Linked DNA regions of Homo sapiens: regions 1 and 3 are each linked to region 2. Evidence: chromatin contacts called from ENCODE Hi-C or POLR2A ChIA-PET data. All regions are on one chromosome and are shown on one strand. The core of a region is the stretch at or near the end of the contact, and the rest is flanking DNA. Distances in the headings are between cores, read along the strand shown.

What was found. A loop is a pair of places that touch in the nucleus more often than their neighbours do. ChIA-PET counts read pairs that join two places held with the same protein, here RNA polymerase II (POLR2A). Pooled maps may share reads with other maps.
Region 1: a pooled map shows a loop between it and region 2 (2.8-fold over the local background). The contact joins the enhancer-like site here to the promoter of PI4K2A in region 2. A Hi-C loop is called at or near these places in 1 of 168 maps with a recorded cell type or tissue (ascending aorta) and 4 of 50 pooled maps. POLR2A ChIA-PET finds 5 or more read pairs at or near these places in 1 of 52 experiments (H1).
Region 3: a loop to region 2 is called in a pooled map, with 4 times the contacts of the local background. The contact joins the enhancer-like site here to the promoter of PI4K2A in region 2. A Hi-C loop is called at or near these places in 1 of 168 maps with a recorded cell type or tissue (ascending aorta) and 4 of 50 pooled maps. POLR2A ChIA-PET finds 5 or more read pairs at or near these places in 2 of 52 experiments (H1 and HEK293).

Annotation. Positions count from the first base shown.
Region 1 is chr10:97,015,349-97,018,555 of GRCh38, forward strand. The region is part of intron 28 of SLIT1 (slit guidance ligand 1); the gene reads right to left. Among named protein-coding and RNA genes, the nearest start is that of SLIT1-AS1, 86 kb to the right of the region's middle. Within about 2 kb of position 1,518, at least 3 of the 41 ENCODE cell types and tissues checked have a DNase peak (open chromatin) inside an H3K27ac peak, as active enhancers do.
Region 2 is chr10:97,639,004-97,642,092 of GRCh38, forward strand. It overlaps PI4K2A (phosphatidylinositol 4-kinase type 2 alpha), which reads left to right and starts at 1,668. Exons shown (of 9, transcript NM_018425.4): 1 at 1,668-2,174. The coding sequence starts at 1,740. RefSeq lists silencers at 410-593, 1,758-1,987.
Region 3 is chr10:97,035,924-97,039,148 of GRCh38, forward strand. SLIT1 (slit guidance ligand 1) reads right to left here. Exons shown (of 37, transcript NM_003061.3): 22 at 1,775-1,843. Among named protein-coding and RNA genes, the nearest start is that of SLIT1-AS1, 65 kb to the right of the region's middle. RefSeq lists an enhancer at 2,159-2,659. Within about 2 kb of position 1,813, at least 4 of the 41 ENCODE cell types and tissues checked have a DNase peak (open chromatin) inside an H3K27ac peak, as active enhancers do.

The DNA.
Region 1 (3,207 bases), core at 268-2,767, 620 kb before region 2:
AAGTAATTGAAGGAAGGCCTCATAGAACTGTCAGCTGATAGAACATTAAAAATAATCTTGATGACAGGTCACTGTGGAGATTTGGCATAAAAACTGGGAGGGCTTTCAAAGAATTAAGTGACATGGCTATAATAAAACTCCTAATCTCACCAGTTTATTTACATGAACAAACTTCCCAGCATTTATATCTATAAAAACAAAACAGGAAAAGATCAAACGCTGTGTCCTCTCTCATTCTGCAACATTCACCCATAAACCAACTGAGAGAAGAAAAGAACAAAAAAGCACCCATCCATCTCATTAAGAGAGATACAGTCCAATAAAATTTTCCTTCTATGTGTAATAATTTTCAATCCAATTCTATAATACAGTTATGTTGTTTCGAATTATTGTAGGGATAACTCGCTGCAAAAGAAACTTTAAATCAGAGGCTTATGGTGATGAGAAATAAGAAAAAAACTTTAAGTTTTAACTTACGTGTACCCATGTTGGGGACAGAGACGCATGGCAGAGTACTCAAGAAAAGAGTCTAGCATAAAAATATATTTGGTTAGAAAAAAAAGACAGGAGGGTAAGGAGTAAAATGGAAATACTAGTTAGAGGAGAAAAAAGAACAAGGTAAAATGTTTAACTGTTAAAGAAGAACTTGTTCGTGTCATTTTAAAATGGTATCCAATTGGCCACGTGGGGTGGCACATGCCTGTAATCCCAGCACTTTGGGAGGCCAAGGTGGGTGGATCCCTTGAGGTCAGGAGTTTGAGACCAGCCTGGCCAACATGGTGAAACCCCGTCTCTACTAAAAATACAAAAATTAGCCGGGTGTGGTGGTGCATGCCTGTAGTCCCAGCTACTCGGGAGGCTGAGGCAGGAGAATTGCTTGAACCCAGGAGGCAGAGGTTGCAGTGAGTCGAGATCTCGCCACTGCACTCCAGCCTGGGTGACAGAGCGAGACTCTGTCTCAAAAAAAAAAAAGTGTCAAAATGATGTGCTGTTTAGATTGCATTGGAGAATGATAAAAGAGTGATTTAATGTCATATTTTTAAAGCTTAATTTATTTTTTTATTTTAGAGACAGTTTCACTGTGTTGCCCAGACTGGAGTGCAGTGGTATGATCACAGCTTACTGCAGCCTCAACTTCCTGAGCTCAAGTGATCCTCCCTCCTCAGCCTCCTGAGAAGCTGGGACTATAGGCATTCACCATTACACCTGGTTAATTTTTAATTGTCTGTAGAGATGGGTTTTGCCATGGGGATTTTGCCATGTTGCCCAGGCTAGTCTCCAACTACTTGTCTTAAGGCCCTTCCACCTTAGCCTCCCAAATAAAGTGATAGTTTTATTCTTAAATGTTAATAATATTTATAATATCTGGAAAAATTACCTCCTTTGCAATGAAAAACTTAAAATGAAAATTTTAGCTGTCAATCTAAGGATGTGTGAGGGAGTGTATAGTTTTTAGAATGTATCTGGGGAGTCTGTGAGTAAAAAGAATTCAAATCACCATTGCAGGAAATGGTCTGTGGTTAACTGTTTTCCCTGAAGGCTGGAGGGGACCAGCAGCAGGGTTTTAAGCTGGGGTGACAGGGTCAGTTTCACATTTCAGAAAGTGGCCTGTGGTACGAGCTGGGGCAGGGTAGCGGGAGTAGACACAGGTCAGGGGATAACAGGTGCCCCAGAGAGCCTTGGGGTTGAGGGGTAACTCGTGGAGGCACCCCCTTTCCACCTGGAGAGCCCACTCCCGCAGCCCGCATTCTGTAAGGCAGTGAGGTGAGGGGGCTGCCCCATCTCCCCATCTCAGGGTGAAGGGGGTGTCCTTTCAGCCCCCAGCTGGGGCGTCTCAGGAATGAGGAGGGCGCGCCCAGGGAGTTGCTCACCGAAGCCCCGAGGAGGCTGGGTGCAGAGTGTAAGGACGCCGTTTCCAAGGCAACCAGGGGAAGAGAGGCCATTTAGTGATTCATTTTTACATCTGGTAATTTGGGTATGCAGAGGCAGGCTCAGCCATTTCTGCCCCCAGATTCAACATCATTTTCGGAAGAGCCAATGTATTGCGCCAGCAATTTATTTTCAGCAACTAAATACTATGTATTCCTCAGAAAAGCTCTGGGAGGGTGGGGCTCATTGGGCGGTCCTGTGGGGAGCAGCCAGTGGGAGGGCGCTTGCGTTGTGATGTCAGCTCTGGAAGGACTTAAGAGATGGGGTCATTAGGGCTGGCCCCTTCACTGAATAGCAGAAAATGGGCTGCTCAGGGCAGGGCCGGAGGGCTATCCCCTCCCACAGTGCCCAGTGTGACTCATGAGATGGGGGGACCCCAGAGAAAGCAAACAGGCCTTGGCTCCCACCTCTGGGCAGGCCTCACCCACCCAGTGGCAGCCCCAGCTGTGTCTCAGGGGCTCAGGGGGCAGCTTGAGGAGGCTGGCCAGGGCCCTGTCTGCAGGCAGCACTGTCAGGAGCAGGCTCTTCGAGGGAGATTGGAGGCTTTGGGGTGAATGGAAATTTTCTTTTCTTTTTTTTTTTTTTTTTGAGACAGAGTTTCGCTCTTGTTGCTCAGGCTGGAGTGCAGTGGAATGATCTTGGCTCACTGCAACCTCCGCCTTCCAGTTTCAAGCGATTCTCCTGCCTCAGCCTCCGGAGTAGCTGGGATTACAGGCGCGTGCCACCACACCCAGCTAATTTTTGTATTTTTATTAGAGATGGGGTTTCACTATGTTGGCCAGGCTGGTCTCAAACTCCTGACCTCGTGATCTGCCCACCTCGGCCTCCCAAAGTGTTGGGATTACAGGAGTGAGCCACCGAGCACGGCCTGAATGGAAATTTATAGGAATTTCAAACACCCCTGCTGTGGTCCTTGGCACTGCACTGTATATGCTTTGGCCATGGAATCCGAGTGCCTTCAAAAAGGCCCCCATGGCACCTGGCAGGAGCAGGAAGAAGGCCTGGAGCAGGAGGCAGCAGAGCCCACTCCAAGCCCTGCTCAACCCTGGAGCTGGGGAGCTGTGCGGCTTAGGTATCCACTGGTCTCTCTGTGCTCCCACTGCATCTGCGCAAGGAAGGGCTTGGCCTGGTGGGCTTGGAGAGCCCTCTGGCTATGATTTGGAGTACATGCCTGCCCCCGACAGTGCGCCTCCACCTCCCCACAGGGCACAGGAGGCCTGGGCCATCCCTGATGGAGAGGAGGGCCCTGAGGCACAGGTGCTGGGCCCATCAGCACTC
Region 2 (3,089 bases), core at 418-2,917:
ATTGCCCCTGGGTTTTCCTAGGAACTCCTTAAAAAAATTAATTTTTAAAAAATAGATGGAGTCTTGCTATGTTGCCCAGGCTGGCCTTGAATTCCTATAAGGTTGAGAAGGAAAGATAGCTTAGAGCAGTCTGAGCTCTGTGTGATGTATGCACAGTCTATTGGCTCAAAGACATGAGTATGGGACTTCAGTCATGCCTTCCACACCCACACTCTGGGGCAATGGTTTCTTTCTTTCTTTCTTTCCTTTCTTTCCTTCCCTTTCTTTTCTTTATTTCTTCCTGCCCCTCTCCCTCTCCCTTTCTTTCTTTCTCTTTCTCTCTTTTTCTTTCTTTCTTGACAGAGTTTCTCACTGCAACCTCTGCCTCCTGGGTTCAAGCGATTCTCCTGCCTCAGCTTCCCGAGTAGCTGAGATTATAGGCATGTGCCACCATGCCCGGCTAATTTTGTATTTTTAGTAGAGACAGGGTTTCTTCATGTTGGTCAGGCTGGTCTTGAACTCCCGACCTCAGGTGATCCGCCTGCCTCAGCCTCCCAAAGTGCTGGGATTACAGGCGTGAGCCACTGTGCCTGGCGGGTTTTTTTCTTTTAAAAATTTTTTATTTTTTGGCTGCACTGTGGGTGGTTCACACCTGTAATCCCCCAGCACTCTGGGAGACTGAGGGAGGAGGATCGCCTGAGGCCAGGAGTTCAAGACCAGCCCAGGCAACATAGAGATAACCTAACTCTAAAAAAATAATAATAATATTTTAAAAAGAAATCTTCAGGGCTTCCTAGGAAAACCTGGAGGCAATTGTTAAGACATTTTATCCTGACTGGCTACTTCACCCATTACCTTCAAGTTCCTGCGAACTTGAAGTGTAACCTGACATTGTTACATCTACATTGGAAGTATGTTAGGTCAACTGAGATACGAATTTGGGATACAAAGTACAATGTATAGCCAATCTATAACTTGTTATTTTAATGTAAATTCTTGGTAAACAAGTTAGGAACTGCCTCTTTTCCTTTAAAAACCTACTTCCAGGCCAAGCGCAGTGGCTCACACCTGTAATCCCAGCACTTTGGGAGGTCGAGGTGGGCAGATCACTTGACCTCTGTCGTTTTTTTTTTGGAGACTGATCACTCTGTCTCAAAAAAAAAAAAAAAACAAACCCAAAAAACAAACCCCCCGCCCCAAAAAAAACGTTTCATCGAGGTAGAGCAGCAGCTTTGTTTCTTTGCTTCACTGCTGTCTCCCTAGCACTTAGAACATAGTACGTGCTCAATAAATGAATGAGTGCCTGACTGAATGAATGAGGATACATAGATGAGATTCCTCCAATCTCACAGCCGGTTCAGAGTAGGCACTCAATGAGTGACTGACAGGATAGTTGCTGTTTTGAAAGCGCCCAAGTCCAGTAAGCCAATTGGAAGCTAAGCGTGGCGCTGGTATAGTAGGGGCAGGGGGCGTGCCTGACCCAAGGTTGGGTCCTGGAGCATGCGCAGTCTTCACAGAAGGTGACGGGGAGAAAAATGCGGAGGCAGCGATTGCGTAGGAGCAGGTTCTGATTGGCTACTGTTCGCGCGCGAGGGGCCGTGCCTATTCGTAGCCAAGTAAACAGGGCAGGTTAGAGGCGGGGCCAAGGAGGCGTCGCGACCTGGTTGGCCGGCCGGGGCCTGGGGGATGTCACGGATTGGTCGCGGCCGCGAGCGCAGTGGTGTGGAGCGCGCCGGGTCCCGGAGCCGGCTGTCTGAGGGATGGACGAGACGAGCCCACTAGTGTCCCCCGAGCGGGCCCAACCCCCGGACTACACCTTCCCGTCGGGCTCGGGCGCTCACTTTCCGCAGGTGCCCGGGGGCGCGGTCCGAGTGGCGGCGGCGGCCGGCTCGGGCCCCTCTCCGCCGGGCTCGCCGGGCCACGACCGCGAGCGGCAGCCACTGTTGGATCGGGCCCGGGGCGCGGCGGCCCAGGGCCAGACCCAAACCGTGGCGGCGCAGGCCCAGGCTCTGGCCGCTCAGGCCGCGGCGGCAGCCCACGCCGCTCAGGCCCACCGCGAGCGGAACGAGTTCCCGGAGGATCCTGAGTTCGAGGCGGTGGTGCGGCAGGCCGAGCTGGCCATCGAGCGCTGCATCTTTCCCGAGCGCATCTACCAGGGCTCCAGCGGAAGCTACTTCGTCAAGGACCCTCAGGGGGTGAGTGCGGGGGTGGGGACCGCCGCCGCGGGCTGAGGGCCGGCGGCGCTCCTGGGGAGTTGGGGGCTTCGCACAGCCAGAGGGAAAAGGGAGAAACTTCACAGTACCAGCCCCTGGCAGGATTTAGGGATGCCACTGAGGACTGGAGCTGGGGACGCTCTGCGGAATGGAGAAATAAATCAGAACCTACTTGGTGGGGGAGGAGTGAGCGGAAAATGAAAAGAGGAAATTGACCAGATACGGGCCGGGGGCTCAGCGGTGTGGTGGGGCAATCCGCCGCTGGACAGAGACTGCTTTCTAGTAGGGTACTTAGCTTCACACTACTGGGACAGCTATTCGGCCGCCGACTTGCAGATTTGGGGCTTTAGGCCTGTTCTCTCTTTTTGGACCGACCGAACCAGTGTGTCGCTGTTCACGGAGGAGGATGGGTGACCTATCAGGGGATCTGAGAATTCAGTTCCAGCCTTCTATGTTGTGGGGGATGTCCCCTGCCACCGTCCCAGCTCTTATTAACAGACGTTGAAGAAAGAATGGGCGGACTCACCAGTTTCATCTGCCCTGGGTATTGCTCACTTCTGGGAAAGGGTTCAAATACTTTTTGACGACTCCAAAGTTTAGATAGAACTTGGAGTTTTAGAAACATGGGGCCATCAGCTACTTTTTCTTTCATTTCTCTCCCAGGGCTATCAACAGCCTGCTTTTCAACTAAGGCAGAGCGTTTGCCGACCTTTATTTTGTCCCCTGCCTGTATATAAAGGGGGATGGTTATAGGATGGGGCATGGAGTGACCAGGGTATCTGAGAAGTGACCTTTATCCTTTTGAGAACTGCAGAATTTAAGAAATACCAAGTCTTCCCTGTTTTCAGGGAAGTTTCAGGGAAATTTTCAGGTGTGCTGCAATGGGTCATTGGAAAG
Region 3 (3,225 bases), core at 563-3,062, 600 kb before region 2:
GCCTCCCTGAGTTGATCACATCCTCCTTGAGCCACAGCCCTAATCAGCATTGACCTCTGTTGGAACCCTTATCACCCACACGACTTTATGCGCTCCCTCCCCTCCCCTGCATCCTCCCTAAACCATGACAGTCTGGAGAGGGGGCCATGACTTCGGGGCCTTCACGTCTGCCCACTTCATGCGCTCTCAGCTCAGGAAACATTTAGAAAATGCAACGATGTGCCGTGCCTTCATCTTCTCCTCCTGAACGTTCCTCTAATCTAATTCTAAATCATTCCACTGTCTTTGGAGATACATTTAAGTGCTCTACTGAATGTTCAACACACTTTGTGGTCCTCCCCTGTGATGAGGAGGTGGTGGTACTTCAGCCCCCAAGAGGCAGTTTCACTGGCTCAAAGCACTCTGACACCAGCCACTGAATCACACTACTCCATCCCTTCTCCACCCCTCCCATTGGAACATTCAACACACATTGGCCAGGTCATTAAGCAAAGACAGATAAATTGGAGCTTCAAAATTCTGTAAGCCAGAGCCGCCCAAAGTAGCCAGTCCTTGAACTAAATTTCACCAACCCACAATAAGAAACTTGGGCCAAGATCCGGTCACCACACCTAGCTTAGTTTACGCGAACATTGTTTCCATAGCAAGACTTTCTCAACAAAGGAAGCAATACATTGATTTAGATTCTGGTGTAAGCGCCATATCTAATTACAAACCCATTACAAACAGTTCTGGGACTGATGTGGGCCCGTAGATTGCACTTGGAGTGGGACTGCTCCAAATCACACTAAGGTGGAATGTTCTCTGGACTTCTTTTTGGTAGAATCTGGCCAAGGAGCAGATAAAGACAATTGAAGTGAGGAGCTAGGTAGGCTAGAAAACTAAAAGGAGCTGAACTTATTATCCTGAGGCTTATTTTGTATATTTTCATGGAGTAGAAGGGGTCAAAGGTGGAAATAATAGAAAAGCAGAGGCGTAGCCTGAAGAAAAACTTAGTTACAGGTATGTATTTGTAGCTGCCATAGTTCATACTTGGTTTGAGAGCTGAGCTGGACCGAGAAGCTTTCCATCACCCTCCACTTTTCCTGGCTCCTTGGCTCCTAACCTTGCAAGAATAACCCCCTTTGTGTGTGTGTGTGTGTGTGTGTGTGTGTGTGTGTGTGTGTGTGTGTGTGTATGTGTGTGTGTGTGACGGAGTTTTGCTCTTGTTGCCCAGGCTGGAGTGCAATGGTGCGATCTTGGCTCACTGCAGCCTCCACCTCCCGGGTTCAAGCGATTCTCCTACCTCAGCCTCCCGAGTAGCTGGGATTACAGGCATGTGCCACCATGCCCGGCTAATTTTGTATTTTTAGGAAAGATGGGGTTTCTCCATGTTGATCAGGCTGGTCTCGAACTCCAACATGAGTTCGAGAGGTTATCCGTCCGCCTCAGCCTCCCAAAGTGCTGGGATTACAGGTGTGAGCCACCGTGCCCGCCCGACCAGGATAACCCTTTTAACAGTCACGACCAGCCTCACGGGGGAGCTTTGGGGAGACGGCGTGGGCAGGAGGAGGAGGCAGGTCCAACCCAACATGGCCTGGAACTATGTAATTGCCAATCGTGGCCACTAGGTGGCAAAACAGCTCTAGGCACAGCTGTTCCCAGAGGGGAGCAGGGAAAGGAAAAGAAGCAGGATCTGCCCAGAAGTGAGGTCCGTAGGAAATTCCAGGAAAGCCGGAGTCCTGATGGTTAGATGCCAAAGGCCCTCCTGTCCTCAAGCGGCCTGGATACTTACACGAGCTGCAGGTACTTGAAGGTAGACAGCTGTCCCGGAACCAGCGTGAACTGGTTCCCGTCCAAATAGCTGCAGAGAGAACACAGCGGCGTTAGTGCCCATCTCCACCTCTGGTGGTGCCCCATGCTGGGGACAGCCTTCCCTGCAGCCAGGGACTTCGCTCTCATTTCCTCTCCTCCACATAGGCCACACGATGGGCCCAGAATCACTTATGGGAGGAGAAAATATGTACGTTGTTGAAGCCATCTGGGGAGGTGCCACCCAGAGGACTTGGTAAAAAGCCAATAGTCACGTGGCCTCTCTCGGTTCCCTTCTCGCTTCCCTTCTCACCCTCCCAGCCTCCTCCTTGTCCATGGACACTCCCTGGGCCCCTGCCTTCCCCTCCCTGCTCTGCTCTTTCCTGGCCAAATAGATCTGATTTGCACGTTACCGGGCCCTGCCAGCTCCCAGGGCCCCCTGTCCACCTGCTGGCATGGGCTGTGAAGCTGATTCACAGCCAGACTGCCCAACCAGTTCCCCCTCATTCCATCAGCACCCCTCTGCCTTCCTGCCTTCCAGGCTCCGCACCCTGATGTCGCTTCTCCTCCTCCCTCTGCAGCCAGTGCCACCGCTGCTCTCTCACAGCTTGCTTTCCTTGCACTCTCATGCCACCCGCCGACTGTGCACCACCACCCATGCCCGGGCTCCTGCTGCAGCCTCTTCTGTCTGTTCTCTGCACCTTGGACCTCCCTTCTGGCCTCCACTCTACTCACTGCTATCCAAGTCACTGTCCTTAAAACCAAGCCCACCGAAATCCTCCTAAGCCCGAAGCTTCCCAAGGTTCCCATTTCTACAGGATAGAGCTTGGGATTCAAGATGCTCTGAACCTCCCCCTCTTCCCTTCATTGTTGACCATTCATGCCTCCAGCCTGAAGGTGCTAAGCAGTGGCCCAATGCCAGGAGCTGAGCCAAGCTGAGCTCCAGCACAGGATCTCCACCCCCCAACTAACTACAGCCTGCAGGACAGCTCTCCCCCACTTCCCAAAGCCCCAGAGAGGAGCAAAAGGAGGGCTGTGCTCATCCTTACCCCTCGCTCTGCATCATACAAACTGACTTCCCACCCATCTCGTTTGATCCTCGAGGCAGTCCTCGTCCACATACCCAAGTAGTCCCATTTCACAGATGACAAAACTGAGGTTTAGAGAAGTTAAAAGATTTTCGCAGGCTCTGAACTTCACCATCTTCAGTCAAAGAAGGTAGGCTGCCCCACCCATCCCATTATTCTCAGGGCTGCTAGGAGGCTCCAAGGAGAAAGCAAGGACTCATGAGGTTTGTAGGACACTAACTCTGCAGTAGAAAACAGGGTGAAGACGGGGCAGGCCAGGCCCAGGAAAAGGCCCGCAGTGGTTGATGTGCTTGTGAAGAAAAGGCCAGCCTTGCTGGTAATGCAAGAAATAACAAATAGAAGCCTC